Regions from separate parts of the Homo sapiens genome. Here region 1 is linked to region 2. The links are chromatin loops, found by intact Hi-C in ENCODE. Cell type or tissue: PC-9. All regions are shown on one strand. Links, peaks and the distances in the headings refer to the core of each region. The heading gives the core; the rest is flanking DNA. Region 1 overlaps LOC124901461 (a long non-coding RNA gene). Region 2 overlaps RNASET2 (ribonuclease T2).

Region 1 (8,343 bases), core at 69-8,068, 63 kb before region 2:
TCCTTCTGCTTCAGTAAAAATAGATGAATTCTGATTGGAGCTTGTGGAAGTTTCTCTGCATTGTCAGATGCTGATCCCCCATCAATATAAATCTTTGCCCTTCTTAAAAAATATTTTCTAATGAACTTTTGAAAAGCTAGAGGAAAAGGAAGTGCTATAAATATCCATGAATATATGTAATTTTTTAAATCTCTGGATCGTGTGCATTGCTTATCTGATAGAGCAGATCTGGGGACATGGCTGGAGTGAGATGGGATGCCCGTCAGTCACCCCTCCTCTTGGGAGTGGGGCACAGTGGGGTGGAGTGGGTGGTCAGCATGAGTCTGGCCAGGAACATTTCCATGGAGGCCCACGTGACACATGTGAGCCCCAGGACTTGGGGAACTCTGACCTCCCCTCTTCTGCGTCAGCCTTTCCCCCTCCCCTCATGAGCACAAAGCCCCCAGACCTTGGAAGGCATGAATACAAACATGCACTAGACCAGCATTGTGCCAGAGACAAAGACAACTCACCTGAAACCAGAGATTCCTCCAGCACAAGCGAAGTGAGGGCTGACAGACGTGGCTATGGAGGGCTCTCTCCACTGCCCAAACGGCGAGACTCATCCACCTCCTAAATCTCAGCCAAGGGAAGTAGGTCCTTCCCTGATGCTCCTGAGACTGCCCAACAAATGGTCAGAACTGCAGCCTCTTTCAGGCAACCCCTATCACGCCAGCCAGGTTTTTCTTATCTGTAGTTACCCTATAGGTAAAGGAAATAGATGGGCAGGGCTGCTTCTAGCAAGATAGCTCTTTTTCATAATGACTGACAAGCTAATATAGCTAAAACGAAATTAATAAAATAATGTCCATGGTTCCCTAGTATTTATAACTTCTGTACATTTTCATTTCACAGACCGTTCATATGCCCAGGTTCCTTTGCACCTGGTCTGGACAAAACAGACAAAAATCTTTGCCCGGGTTCCGTTTTAGTTGGAGGAAAGCAAGAAAAAAAAAAAAAAAAAGAAGTACTGGACAGTGTGTCCTGAGGTGGGCAGAGAAGGTGGATGGAGCATGTCGGGCAGGGGTGGGACCTTAGCTGGAGCGGCCAGGGAAGCGCTCACTGAGATGACATCAGCGAGGACTCCAGGCCAGGCAGGGGACTTGGTTGTGGTGTCGGGCGGAAGAGCAGTCCTGGCAGCAAGCACAAGAGTCCGAGGCATGGGAGGGGGACACCTGGCAGGTGCAAGGAACAGCAGGGGGTGAACGTGGCTGGTGAAGGGTGAGCAAATCCAGAGGAGCAGGAACTACAGGGAAGAAATGCCTGCAGGGAACATACTGTCTTGTAACAGCATCTTAAAAATGTTTCCCATCTTTTAAAACATAGCCTAGTGAAAATGTTTTCCAATGTTATAACAGCCCTCAAAATTACATTTCTGTGTAAGATTCCATTCTATTGACATATCTTCATGCATGGAATCATTCCTCATAGGGGAATATTTTTGTTTCAGTTAACATCTCTGTGCATAAGGCTTTTGCCCTATGCTTAGGACAAGCCCCCAAATGCGACCTTCCTTGGTAAATGATTATGAGCATTTTTTACCTCATAAAATAAAAAAAAAACACCCTAAAATACAGTAAAGTATGTTTTAACAGAGGGTCCTCTTACAAATAGGAAAAATGAGCTTTGCTTCTGCGAGTGATTTTTAAAAAGTGACCTGAAAGATCTTCCCAACTCAAACATATTTTCCATTTTGATCTTTTATTATGAAAGCTTATTGGGGAGTATTAAAGGATTGACTTACTGACCCAAATAAATTAAGAGATGCCACATTTCTGGCTAGGAAAACTGAAAAGTTTAAACATGTGTATTCTACTAAAATTAATCTGAATTTCATTGTGGCTATAATCAAATCAAACTGTGATTTATGACTTAAGAAAATAAGCAAGAGTTTAAAACTAAACAAGAATGAAAAGGATAAGAATACCAGGAACAACACCTGCGCTGCCAGGTGTAATATTTATAGAAACTTTAAAGGCACACAGATGAAAGTGGAGTGGGAGCAGAACAAATACACATAGATCAATGGGAAAGAACAGTTCAACTCGTAACTAGGGTAAATATATATGGACTTAAAATGTGGTAGAAAAATACTGTACACAAATTACAAAGTGACAGAATTTTTATGAGTGTTGTGTTGTGGGGGATATTGGCCATTTGGAAAAAAAATTAGTTTAAAATCTTATTTCCCAAATACATAAAATTAGGGATAAACTCTATATTGTAAAAAATGTGAAATCATAGCAAGAAGAAAAAAAGGTGAATATTTATCTGACTTGGTTTGAAAATAACATTTTAAGCATAAAAAAAGGAATAAATTTCAAAAAATTGACTAATAGATATGTCTACATAAAATGTAAAGAGTGTAATTAATATTCCAAAGTAACATAAAGGTTTGCAACAATCACTTTTTGATAACTTATGTAATATAAGATTTGAAATAAGTGGACAAATATACATCTTCATCAATGTGAATATATTTATAAAATCTTCCCTTTCCTTTTTGCTTAGAAACAAAAACTTACCTTTCTACTGATTTGGGAGGAGGCAGTCTTTTTTAAAAACATGAAATCTAAGCATTATCCGTATATTTCATTATGTGTCTGTATACTTTTGATGTTTTCTACTACTTTTTAATGAACCATCTGTCCAAAATTTATTTTCAAAATTGAGAAATCAGTAATTGGGTGAATTATAGACTCGTTTTTTTATTGCATTATTGGTTGTGATTTAACTGTTGCCATCTGAGCTAAGGGCTGTGAGAAATGAGGAGGCAACTGCAGGCTAGCAAATCATGTCCTCAACAAGCAGCTCAAGACAATCAGGTGGAATGTAAGAGCAGTCCTGAAATCCGTGGTGTTTTTGAGAAGCCAGAAATGTGCATTACTTTGTAGACTTGGAGGAAATTTTCAAGAGGATAGAAAACACGCACACACACACACACACATTCACACACAACTAGATTCAACTGAGTCGGATCAGAACAAGAGCAGACTAGAACACGATACTCACAAGAGCTAAAAGGATAGGGAAGCCAGCGGCCAGCATTTGAGGCGATGACTTGACATACAAACGTAACCACGTGAATAAAGGGAAGGTGTTAAGTCCAGGTATGGGGAAGAGCACAGGGCTTGGAGTAAAATGACTGAAAACTCCACACCCTGGCTCCGCGATTTCATTAGCATGTGATCTAAGTGGGTGGCTTCCTTTCTCTGACCTTCTCTTTCCTCCACAGAAATAAGAGTATTAGCATTATCATCAACAACAACATCAACCACATGTGTCTAATACCACAGCCCCAGGGTGATCAATGAATTTCCCTACCACCAGGGCTGAGCTGGCAGAAGGAATGTTTCCCTCTTAAGCTACGAGCAGCACAGAAACCAAGGAATGACATAAACCCAGAGCCCAGGAAGGAAGGGCATGCCAAACGCCTCCCGAAAGCTGCTCTGTGGCTCCGAAGGGCAGGGAGCTAAGTGCATGGAACACCTGGCATGAGTGGGGAGGAGTGGGCTCTACTGGGCCGAAAAAGCATTGTTCCCAGTTGCTGGTCTTCATGGCTTGCTGCCACCTCGTGAGTGGGAACATCAGCTGGGTATAGAGTGACAGAGATCCTTCACCTCTATCAATCTCACCAAATTGACGCAGGGATCAAATATACTTGTGAGGGTAAGGAGTTTTTGAATATCACAATTAACTATACAAATATTAATTTGTTCTATCATTATTGGCAAATGATTACTCATCCATCAACTTTTATCTCAACATTTGCTTCTTCTGGAGGCTTTCCAGTATTTTTTTCAACGCCATTGTGTATGGCTGTGCAGGTATTACAGTGCACAACTCTAGAGGGCTACAATGTCAGTGGTGCTCAGCACTGCCCTGTGTACAGCCTACACAGTTGTATGCAGAGCCCTGACCCCCATGCAGAGATTTATGCAACATTTCTCTTAAATCCACACTGCACTTTATGAGGGCCTCTAGAACAATTGCCTACAGATACTATACTTAATGCAACATTTGTTCTCTGATGCTTTACTCCCACCTGTTCACTCTTCTGGCCTAAAATTACAGGATTTGAGAATAGAGACTTTTGTTTTTAAAATGTTTATCTCTAACACTTGCAAAGTACCTGGAAATTTGCTTAATAAATTAATAATATGAATTATTACATTATAACTTGAAAGCTGCTTTTATTACAGAATGATCTGTCAACAAAAAGGGTCAAACTCTGTACAACATTTGAAGAGATTTATTGTGAGCCGAATATGACTCATCAATATTCTGTGACCCAGGAGATGCTGAGAACATGTGCACAAGGTGGTCAGGATACAGCTTGGTTGCATACCTTTTATGGAGACATAGACATCAATCGATCAACCTACATTGGTTTGGTCTGGAAAGCTGGGACAACTTGAAGCAGGGGCCTCCAGGTCATAGGTGGATTCAAGAATTTTCTAATTGGCAATTGATTGAAAGAGTTAAGTGATTGTCTAAAGACCTAGAATCAATAGAAGGGAATGTCTGGGTTAAGATAAGCGGTTGTAGAGAACAAGATTCCCCTTATGCAAACAGAATCAATAGAAGAGAATGTTTCTTATTAGACTTAAAAAGTCTTTTCTATCAGTCTTAAAGTCTCTGTTTTAATGTTAATGCTGGTCATCTGTGCCTGAATTCCACTGGGAGGTGTACATAACGAGGCATGTCTAACCCCCACTTTCCCTCATGGCCTGAACTAGTTTTTCAGGTTAACTTTGGAATGCCCTTGGCTGAGGGGAGGGTCCATCAGATGGTTCAGGTGCTTAGAATTTTATTTTTGGTTTACAGATCAAATGCCCTTTAAGGTAGGACTGTATGCCAAGTGGTCGCAATGTCTGTTCCCTTAACCACAAATATCTTGTGAGTAAGAAAGCCTAACCTCCTAGGAATGTAGCCCAAGTCTCAGCCTCATTTTTCCCAGCCCCTCTTCAAGATGGAGTTGCCCTGATTCAAATACCTTTGACAACAGGGCTAGATAGAGTAGGTCAGGCAAGAGATATGTAACTGGACCAAATGGTGTGGAAGATGGTAAGATGGGTTAACTAGGAAAGATTTCAGGATTGACCCAGCCTGGGGACAGTCTAGAAAGAACCAGAGCATTAAGAAGAAAGGTGAGAAGATATTTTTACATTGGTTGAAAATACCAGTAGGGATCCTGTTAAGGATTAAATTACCTACAAAAATAATAATATAGTTTGGTTTCATCTCTAATAGACCAAACCTCCTGAAAGTAATAATCATTGACTAAGTAAAAAATACAAAACAACTACCTGAAAGCTGTGAGAGTATACCAAGGCAGGCAGATTTGCAAGGGAGACACAATTTAAAAGAAAGGAATATCACATTGTGAGTTTTTCATTATATAATTCTTAGTCATAGTCACAGTACGGCACAACTAAAACACAAGTTGAAAACCCATACTCAGAGACTTCTATTTCCGGCTGTGATGAAGGAAGAGTGCTAGATTTGTCCTCCTGCCTTAAACAAAAAGATATATAAAATAAATATATTTTCCAAAATATATAAAACAATGGATATGAGTCATATTTTTCTGCGTTTCTTTTGCATAGTTGTTAATTTTTTTATTGGATGCTAGACATTTAAAATTTCAACACAGGACAGAAATCTCATCTGGGAGAAAGGGAACAGATAATGTAAGCCCTAACGTTGTCCTATATCAATGCCTGGATAGAGTTTCTAGGTGACAGGGCAAGAAGCAGAGCCCAAACAGAGCCTGGTGGTCCCCCTGAATTGAGGTGACAGAGTTTGGGGTTTAGGGAGTCCAAAGCAGCTAGAATCTGTGGGATAAAAACCAAGGAGGATAGAGCTCCAGAAATAGGAAGAGAGGTGCCCTTGAAAGTGTGACTGATAATGATCTGAGCATGTATATGAAGAAAATACAAAGGCAAGTGAAAGAATCATTGTAAAGGAGTAGGTGGTACAATCCCTGGAGCTTACACAGGGATGAGAATAGTTTGTTTTCACCAGCCAGAGTTAAAAGCCACCCAATACATAAGGCATCAGTAGAATCTTCAAAAGAACATTGCCTTAGTAATAGAAATAAATTAGCCCTAGACTAAGGCTGCCATGGGCCCATGCTACAGAGCCTTACAGCAAGATTTGAACAGATTAAAATAATTACAAGTAACTAAACTGCATCCCAAAGTTCTGCAATATTTAAAATAATACAACAAAATTGAGTACCCAAAAATGTTAAATTTAAAATGTTCAGCACCCAGTCAAAAATTATTAGGCATCCAAAGAAACAAGAAGATATGATCCATAACCAGGAGAAAAATCACTCAAAGAAACACTCAGAAATGACAGAGATGACAGAAGTAATAGAAAATATATTAAAATAGCTATTATAAATATAAATATATATATCATGTTTAAAAAGCTTAAACATGATGAGCAGAAGAACCAAAAATATAAAAAACAAATGAAATGTCTATATATGAAAATAAATTATTTGAAATGAAAAACACACTGAATGAAACTAAGTGCTGACTAGACATTGAAGAAGAAAATATCTATACATTTTGAAGACATAACAATAGAAACTATTCAAAATAAAAGAAGGAGGGGAAAAGACTGAAAAAAAATGAACAAAGCAACAATGATCTCTGGGACGATATCAAGTGGTAAGAGGCAGGAATAACTGGAGACCCAGAAGGAGCAAAGGGGAGGAGATACAAGAAAATATTTAATAAAATATGGCTAAAATTTTTTCAAGTTTGATAACAAGCTGTAAATTCACAGATCTAAGAAGTCCAAAGTACTACACATTAAAAAAAAATAGCATATCACGGTCAAATCTCCATAAACCATCAAGAAAAGAAAATCTTAAAAACAACCAGAAGAAAAAAAGTATATACAGAAGCAAAGATAATTACAGCAGACTTCTTGTCTGAAATTATGTAAGGCAAAGAACCAAAAAACCAAAACAACAACAACAACAAAAAAAAAACAACAAAAAAGAAACAGTGGTATGGCAGTATTAAAGTAGTGGGAAAAGGTCAGCCTAGAATTCTATATGCAGAAAAATATCTTTCTAAAATGAAAGTAAAATAACTTTTTTCAGACAAACAAAACTTGCCAAAGCACATATACTATGAAGAATCAATTTATAATATATAGTACATATACTATAAATGGCAAAGCTGCAGAGAAAAACAGAATGCATACATTGCTGGTAGATATGTAAATTAGTTCAGCCATTGTAGAAAGCAGTGTGGCAACTTCTCAAAGAACTTAAAACAGAAGTACCATTCAACTCAGCAATCCCATTACTGGGTATACACCCAAAGAAATACACATCATTCTACCATAAAGACACACGCATGCATATGTTCTTTCAGCACTATTTACAATAGCAAACACATACAATCAACCTAATGCTCATCAATAGTAGACTGAAAAAAAAGAAATGTGGCACACATACACCATGGAATACTACATAGCCATAAACAAAATGAGATCATGTTCTTTGCAGCAACAAGGATGGAACTGGAGGCCATAATCCTAAGTGAACTAAAGCAGGAATAGAAAACCAAATACTGCATGTTCTCACTTATAAGTGGGAGCTAAACGTTGAGTACATATGGACACAAAGAAGGGAAAAACAGACACTGGGCCCTACTGGAAGGTGGGGGGGTGGGAGGAGTGACAGGGTCAAAACACTACCTATTGGGTACTATGCTTACTACCTGGATGACTAAATAATCTGTACACCAAACCCCCATGATATGCAATTTACCTATATAAGAAACCTGCACATGTACCCTGATCCTAAAATAAAAGTTAATAAATATCTCCTCCAAAAAAAAAGAATTGAAAGTTCTTCAGAAAGAGAAAATAAGACATCAGACAGTAATTCAAACCTAGAAAAGAAATCAAAGTAATTTAAAATGAGTATGTAAATCAATAGAAAAGATTGTTTAATTTTTAAAATATCTTAATGCTAATTAAAAGAAAAATAATAACATATTGTGTCATCTATAACATATAGAAGCAAATATAGACAATAATAGCAAACAGGATAGGAAGGAAGAAAGGGAAGTATTTCTTGTAAGGACCAAACATTTCAATAAGTATGAAATGTTATAATAATCTTTGAAGTTATAATGTAATATTGCTAGAGCAATTATTATAAAAATAGGGTGTACAATTACTAAGCCAATAGTAGGGTTAAAGCTGAGTCATAAAATACTCAATTATTCCAAAAAAACAAGGAAGGAAAAGAGGGGTGGAAGGAACAAAGAA
Region 2 (8,343 bases), core at 25-8,024:
TCTTAAATTTTGACTTCTTAATTTAATTTTTAGATTAAAATGAAGGCACTAAGAATTATAGATTTCCCTTGGAGAAACTAAGAATATAATTTTCCTATAATTGTTCTTTATAGGTTTTAGCAAACATACTCTCAGTAGTGCTTTGCCCTGGCAGGCCCTCAGTGAACATTTACTGAATGAATGAATGAATGAATGAATGGAGGACGCACCATTCCCATCTACAGCAATGGCAGGGCAGCACTGGGCTCTGCTGAATCCCCACAGGAACTCCAGGACTTAGAGTTTTGCATGTGTCGTGTGTGTGTGTGTGTGTGTGTGTCTCAGTCTGTCTAGTGTCGCTATACAGGAATACCTGAGGCTGGGTAATTTATTTAAAAAAAGAGGTTTTTTTGGCTCAGGGGTCTGCAGGCTGTCCGAGAAGCATGGAACCAGATTCTGCTTCTGGCAAGGGCCTCAGGAAACTTCCGCTCATGGCAGAAGGCAAAGGGGAGCTGGTGTGTACAGAGATCACATGGCCAGAGAGGAAGCCAGGGGTTGGGGGCGGTGCCAGGCTCCTGTTAACAACCAGCTCTCTGGGGAACTGAGTGGGAACTCGCTCACCCCTGCAAGGGGGCATTAACCTACTCATGAGGGATCCTTCCCCGCAGCTCAAACACCTCCCACCTCCACACTGGTGATCAAATTTCAACATGAGATTTGGTGGGGATAAACCAACCACATCCAAACCATAGCAGGAAAGCTACTGAGTTTCAACGAGTGTAAGTAGGAGCCACTTAATAAACTATTTGTTGGATACAGAGATGAATTATTTAGATGATTGATTTTAAAATTTTCAGTAGTATCCATTTATCCTTTCTCTGTTTGATTAAATGAACTGGTTTATGGAGTCAGCCTGGAAAACACCAGCACTCTGCAGCAGGGTCAGGACTGTGAGACCCCTGTTTTGAAACAGAGGGCATCTTTCTTGTCATCTCCAAAGTGGGTCCTACCCTGCCAGTCTTTCAGCAATGTCAGACTTTCTTTTTAACTGCAAGTCTCCTGTGCTCCAGGAGCTACCTAAGACACTCTCTTGGTTAATCCTCATAATGACTTTTTTTTTTGAGACAGTTTTGCTCTTTTCGCACAGGCTGGAGTGCAATGGCACGATCTCAGCTCACTGCAACCTCCACCTCCTGGGTTCAAGCCATTCTCCTGCTTCAGCCTCCCGAGTAGCTGGAATTACAGGCATGCACCACCACACCTGGCTAATTTTTGTATTTTTAGTAGAGATGGGATTTCACCATGTTGGCCAAGCTGGTCTTGAACTCCTGACCTCTGGTGATGCACCCACCTCAGCCTCCCAAAGTGCTGGGATTACATGCATGAGCCACCACACATGGCCCATAATGATTTCTGAACAGCTAATTAGCTACATTTGTTAGGTGAGAAAATGTTTCCTAAAATATTGCTCTTACTGCAAGAAAGCAATGCTTCCTTTATTAAAAACCTAAGATTAAATTACATAGATCAAATTATATACACAAACTATATACAAATCAAAGTGTATAGGTCTGTGTACGTTTCTTAGTGTATATACCTGGTAGTGCAGATTTTAAGAGCTGGAAGAGACTTCAGGGTTGAGGGCAACCTATCCATTTATTTCACAGCATGGAAAAAAGAGCTAGAGGTTAGATACACAAATTGTACAACTAGTTAGTGTCAGAACCAGGATGAAAAGGCACACCTAATGCCACGCGCTCTGGGAGGTGATTTTTAAAGAAGTTTATTCACAGGGCATTCTTTGATGTAATCTTGATCCCCGCTAACCGTGCCAAGCCCCTCTTCTATCAGTGCCTGAGCTCTATCCCACCCAAGTTGCAGCTGTTAGACTGCGTTTCATCAGATGACACAGGAGACCATCTGTGTGAGACGATTTTGTACGTTGAGGAGGCAAAGCACATGTCTAGATAAGCAATGGAGGTTTATTCATCTTTTAAGCAGTTTTGATTCAGAAACCTTAAATACAGCTGATTAGCTAAGGCTCCTGGTATTATTCTGATTTGAAGGAGAATTGCTCTAAAACAAGCTGCGTGAATTCCAAAAGCAGCAACACAGAGGCTGTGCAATTGCCTGTCATGTTTTTCACGACTTCACTGGTTTATTATGACCTCTTATGATGAAGGTCAGTGAGAGCAGCTAAGACGCTGACACCCTGAAACGTCCCGACGGAGAGGTAAGGGCACACCCTGGCTCTCTAGCAACCAGATTCGGACAGTGAGTGGGCTCGGTGTGGCGCTCAGAAGGCACTTTGCTTTACAAGTCAACTGGCTCAAGTGGGACAACGTATTCCACTTCTCAAGAATAGAGGTGAGGGCAGGCAGGGACGATTTAGGCAGGTTGGGGTCATTTCTGGGGCTTAAAGAACCCTGGCCCACATCTCTTTCCTGCCTGCTTGTTCCAGGAGTTCTGCGGCAAAGACCTACAGACTTCCAGAGTTTCCGTCTTTCTAAGGAAACGACTTATTAATGCACTATCCTTTATCAGGAATCATGGCTGAGAACGGCACATGCTGGTTGGAGTCCTCGTTTTCCCTATGGCCGACTCTGATGATGAGATGGTGCCCAGATGGGCATCCCAATACTCTGCACCCACTCTGTGTGATCGTGATGTAGAATGATCTGGAAAGGCTTGGTAGGCTCAGAACATTCCTCAGGAATGATCCCAGTAGCCGAATAGTGCACATGCAGAAGCTGCTGGAGGGCAGTGAGGTCTACACCCACTCCCCTGGATCCAGCTGTCAGGCTTGGGCGACAGCAGAGATCCCCACTGGGAAGTGCAGCCGGGGGAAGGGCGCACCCACCTGTTGAGGTCCAGCTCCCTGTAGAGTTCCAGGCTTCTGCCAAAGTACTTCTTCTGGGAGTTGAGCGCATCCACCTGGGCGGCGCAGGTCCCATGCTTTTCCCACTCATGCTTCCTGTGAGGATTAGGAAAAATCTCCACTTAAAAGTAGTGAAACAGGCTGCGTGCAGTGGCTCATGCCTGTAATCCCAACACTTTGGGAGGCTGAAGGGGGTGGATCACCTGAGATCAGGAGTTTGAGACCAGCCTGACCAACATGGTGAAACTGTCTCTACTAAAAATACAAAAAAATTAGCCGAGTGTGGTGGCAGGTGCCTGAGATCCCAGCTACTCAGGAGGCTGAGGAGGAGAATCGCTTGAACCCGGGAGGCAGAGGTTGCAGTGAGCCAAGATCATGCCATTGCACTATAGCCTGGGCAAGAGACAAACTCCATCTCAAAAAAAAAGTAATGAAACTGATTCCCAATTAAAATGCTCAAGCATGTTTTCTCTCAGCACAGACTATTCCCATGTGGTAGGCATGTCATTTCTTTTACAAAGTAGGAAGGATAAAATTCCTTATTTGCAACATAGGCAATTATTTCAATCCCCCACGATTAAATAATCAGTTTCAGTTCACGTCTACAATTACAGCTTGCTCAATTAACAACAAATCAAAGCTGAGAAAAAAGAACATGCTGCTGCCCCAACCCCCACTGATTCACAAAGCAACGTGTGGTCTCCTGCAGTGAGTGGGTGCTTTGCAGTCAGGGAATTTCGCAGAGTGGCACAAACTGTCATTTCTAAGCAACCAGCCATGGAAAGGCAGGACAGCTAATTACCAGGAAACACCTCAGGCCCATTTTCCATTTCAGCTTCTACAAATTATAGTTTAAGCATCCATTCTACATAGAGGACAATAAGAACAACTGAATAGCCTATAACTAAAGGGCTGCACGTGAACAGCAATTTGTATTCCAGAAAAATGTGGTCACTGAGAATGATTCCTGATATTTTACTGCAGATTAAAGGTTTACAAAAATCTTTCACGTTCTTCGTTTGGTTCTCAAAACTCTGCAAGGCGGAAATATCACTGCTAGTTTACAGACAGGGAATGGAAGCCCAGAAGGGCCAGGGGACTTGCTGAAGGTCACTCAGAGCCTGCCCTTGAAGGCCACGCTCAAGTCCAAGGTCAGCGCCCTTCCCACTGCACTGGGCTGTCATCCAATCAACTGCTGACGAGATTGACAGCCACCTTCAGAATGACTGGCGTGTCATCAGATGTTTATCATCTTTAGCATGAAAAGACAAAATGGGAATCAGATTTCCTCAGCTTTATTGGTGATGAATTCATGAAGTTTTAATAAATAACATTCATGCAACCACTTATAAAGCACTTATATGCAGTCTTAAAAACACAATCTAAATGTGCATTAATTCACTGGCAAAATTCATCCAAAATACTAGTTTTAAATAATTCCTATTGATTTAACTCTCAGAAAATGATGAAAAGTTGAAAACAGGAACGATGAAAGTGGATGAGTAACTGTCTTCATCTAGAAGCCTTTCCAGAGCAAATTACCTGATAACTTCCTATATCCTATAAGGTAGAAAAAGGAGATTATTTTAAACTAATTGAAATGTAACCTGAATTCCAGGTGACTTAGTTTCTATAAAACAGGGGTAATTCTGCAGGTGAGATGAGGTGTGCTGAGCCCTTCCACATGAATGAAAACAGTTCCTGGCTCACAATAAACAGTAAATGTCAGCCATCATTATTCCTGGAGCAAGCTTAACTCAACAGATGTTGGAAATAGATTGATATTCATGGAGCTCACAGCATTCACTCACACTTCATTTGGACTGGACCTTTTTTTTTTAAGCATCAGAACGGTCAGTCACCAATGCGAAGTGACTCAGCGTGTTGCCCTCTGTGCTGAGAGACACCCTGACTCACCCACCAAGAGCAGATGCAGCCAGGAGCGGATGTCCCAGGCTCACCCACCCACTGTCACCCAGCCCGCTCGGCCACAACAGGCAGCCAGTCCTCGGGGCTGGTTATGCCCAAAGACACATTCCACAGCAGTGCTGTGACACCTTCCCCTGCCCAAGGAGCAGAGGTGGAGAAGCCAGAGGCCAACCCCCATGGAGTTAGTCAGGTGACTTGAGTGATAGGCACAGGACTGGGTGACACAGCCCAGACAGGAGCTCCTCCCTAGCTGATATTTTGTATTTAGGAGCACTCAAAAATATAAATATTAATTTGTGTGTGAGATTTATCTTTTTCATTTAGAACCAGTTTTTTAAGTGTGTAATTCAACTATCAACCTGAAAATTTAAAGTAAGTCATCTTGCCTTTATCAGAGCCCAAAAATAAATGCATACTGTGCCCACACTGTTTTGATTAAATGCTCAAGACCCAGCTCACTGAAGGCCTTTGCATGTTTGCTGATTTATTTTAAGCCATTTAGCTAAAATCTGACAGACTCTATCATGGAACATTGTAACAACTGGAAAAATTCTCTTTCACATAACTCAGTTACCATAAACTCATCATCTGAAGTACACTGTGAAGTGACATATAATTTTTTTTCCTATCTTCTTCCATTCCAACTTATCATGGCCATTATTTTGAAATAATTTTCTAGAACACAGGCTGTGCAGAACAGGTGACTGAGACCTGAACCATTCACCACCCGAATTTTCAAGGGTGATTCAACGCACAGACTGAGGGTCCATGAATCCTAAGGCCACTTCACTGCCACACCGATGAACCAGAAAGGGGGACATCACTTCCATTTCATTTTGTTTTCAAAAGCTTTCTTCTAAACTTAACTTTTAATTTTCCTGAAAATTATACACAAAAATATTTCTAGGTTAATCTTCCCACCTAAAATTTGATGGGTTGTAATCTGAATTATAAATTGCAATATTGAAGTGGGATAGAGAAAATAATTACCTTCAGTTAATATAATGTTAATACAAGGAATTTAACTTTATGTTCTTAAAAAAGCCAGGATTTTAAAAGCTATCTTGAATTCAACATGGCGTTTATGCCCTAGGCTTAGCTTCTGCTGAACTTAAAGGTGCTTCACTATGACTGAGGTCTCAGCCTCACATGCTAAGTCTCACTTTCTCTCCTCCCTAAGTCATAGGCATGAGATCATCATTTTAGAAGACATCTTCTTTTTTTTTTTTGAGATGGAATCTTGCCCTGTTGCCCGGGCTGGAGTACAGTGGTGCAATCTCGGCTCACTGCAACCTCCATCCCCTGAATTCAATTGATTCTCCTGCCTCAGCCTCCCAAGTAGCTGGGATTACAAGCGTACGCCATCATGCCCAGCTAATTTTTGTATTTTTAGTAGAGATGGGGTTTTGCCATGTTGGCCAGGCTGGTCTCGAACTCCTGACCTCAAGTGATCCACCTGCCTTGGCCTTCCAAAGTGCTGGGATTACAGGTGTGAACCACTGTGCCTGGTCTCTTTTTTCTTAATGTATTTGAAGACAGGAGCACAATTTCCTTAAGAAATATTCTCTCCTGTCTGATATGGACTAATTCTTAGATATGCAAGCATTGGACTTTGTTAAGCCTCAGAAGAGAAAATTTGTATCTTTATTTTGTTTTTGAGACAGGGTCTCACCCTGTCACCTAGGCTAGTTATCACCCCAGCTGATCACAGCTCATTGCAACCTTGATCTCCCGGGACCACAGCCGCACAATACCACATCTAGCTGACCTTTTAAATTTTTGGTAGAGGTGGCATTTTGTCATGTTACCAGGCTGGTCTCAAACTCCTCAGCTCAAGCAATCCACCCGCCTCAGCCTCCCAAAGTGCTAGGATTACAGGCACGAGCCATTGTGACTGGCCGAGAAAAGTTTTAAAGCAAAGTAATAAATACCATACAGGTTAGAAAACAGGCTTATATGGTAAATTCCACTTGCTTTCAATTTTTTATACATTGGAGAAAGGCACCAAAAATGCCGTAACAGAATCATATCTCATAAAAGGTTGTTCAAACTGCTCAGCCCCAGAAGACAGATTCTGTTATCTTGCTTCCCACACAGTTTCCACTTCTAGCGATTCATCACGCTCCCCACACCCGCTCAGACAGTAATCAAGACAGCAATCAGAGGCTGGGACTTACCAGAAGCGGCTGCGATTGGGAAACGAGTGAATTACGTCAGGCCAGTATGCCCTCATTTCTGGCAAAAGATCCTATGCATTAAAAAATAAAATAAGTCTACGCAGGTTCTTAATAATAAACTCAAAACCTAGAAGGTAAATTTGATAAACTGACACCAAAGAATTGAGCTCTGCTAATTAACAATACTTTGGTGAATAAAATAATCCTATGCTTATTTTGTATGAAGTGTTTGTTAAGATATATCTACAAGTGCAATTTGAGTAATCATAAAACTGCACACGAAAATACAAGCTGTTATAGGTGAAGGGATAAAGTGTACATCCAAACAATGGAATATTTTCAGCAACAAAAACCAATGAGCCGTCGAGTCATGAAAAGACACTGGAGGAACTGCAAACATACATTGCTAAGTGCAAGAAGCCAGTCTGCAGAGGCTACATACTGTATGATTCCAACGACGTGACAATTTGGAAAAGGTAGTCTTAAGAGACAGGAATGAGATTCGCGGTTGCTTGGGGGTTCAAGGGGAGGAAGAAGGGGAGGTATGGCTCAGGGGGTTTAGGGCCAGCGGCTGCTCCAGAGCACACTGGGTGGGACTTGCTCTCCTGCATTTGTCCAAAGCCGCACAACACAGGAGTAAACCCTAATGTTAATGCTAAACTTTATTTAATAATAAAGTATCAGTATCAGTTCATTAATTGTAACAAATGTAACACACTATAGAAGATGTTAATGATTGGGAGAGTTGAGGGGGAAGGGAGTGAACTGTCTGTAATCTCCATCCAATTTTTCTGTAAACCTATAACTGTTCTAAAAACATTGGCCGGGCACGGTGGCTCACGCCTGTAATCCCAGCACTTTCGGAGGCCGATGCGGGCGGATCACGAGGTCAGGAGATCGAGACCATCCTGGCCAACCTGGTGAAACCCTGTCTCTACTAAAAATACAAAAATTAGCTGGGCACGGTGCCACATGCCTGTAATCCCAGCTACTCAGGAGGCTGAGGCAGGAGAATCGCTTGAACCAGGGAGTCGGAGGTTGCAGTGAGCCGAGATTGCGCCACTGCACTCCAGCCTGGCGACAGAGTGAGACTCCATCTTAAAAAAAAACAAAACGAAACCATCAGTTAAAACAAACAAACAAACAAAGGACAAGCTCTCCTTTTCCCAGAGAAGAGCTTGTGTGAGCTGGGCAGCCTGGGCACCAGTCGCGCTAAATCCAACAGAACTGGAGTTTACTTTTCTATTTCTACACACCCTCTACACCAAAAAAACCCCAAAAAGGTCAGTAAAAAGGTGCTTAACAAACTTCGGATAACTTCACTTTCCTTCCCTTTCTCCTGTTTTCCAGCACCCTATATGAGGGTCCTTTTCTCAGCCC

Evidence for each region. A loop is a pair of places that touch in the nucleus more often than their neighbours do. Peaks named below come from ENCODE experiments on the same cell type or tissue, not always from the same donor. Only the 100,000 strongest peaks of a DNase experiment are listed, where the experiment ranks them.
Region 1: a loop joins it to region 2, with 10 times the contacts of the local background. A loop is called at or near these places in 11 of 110 quality-filtered maps.

Annotation. Positions count from the first base shown.
Region 1 is chr6:166,873,208-166,881,550 of GRCh38, forward strand. It overlaps LOC124901461 (a long non-coding RNA gene), which reads right to left. Exons shown (of 2, transcript XR_007059867.1): 2 at 4,216-4,540. Among named protein-coding and RNA genes, the nearest start is that of RPS6KA2-AS1, 26 kb to the right of the region's middle. In PC-9, for the core only: no CTCF peak of the experiment used is centred there; a DNase peak (open chromatin) is centred at 4,894; H3K27ac peaks cover 301 bases.
Region 2 is chr6:166,936,056-166,944,398 of GRCh38, forward strand. RNASET2 (ribonuclease T2) reads right to left here. Exons shown (of 9, transcript NM_003730.6): 5 at 6,964-7,034; 6 at 2,840-2,953. It also overlaps the pseudogene LOC105378119. Among named protein-coding and RNA genes, the nearest start is that of RNASET2, 16 kb to the right of the region's middle. RefSeq lists an enhancer at 4,840-5,340. In PC-9, for the core only: no CTCF peak of the experiment used is centred there; a DNase peak (open chromatin) is centred at 4,836; H3K27ac peaks cover 2,184 bases.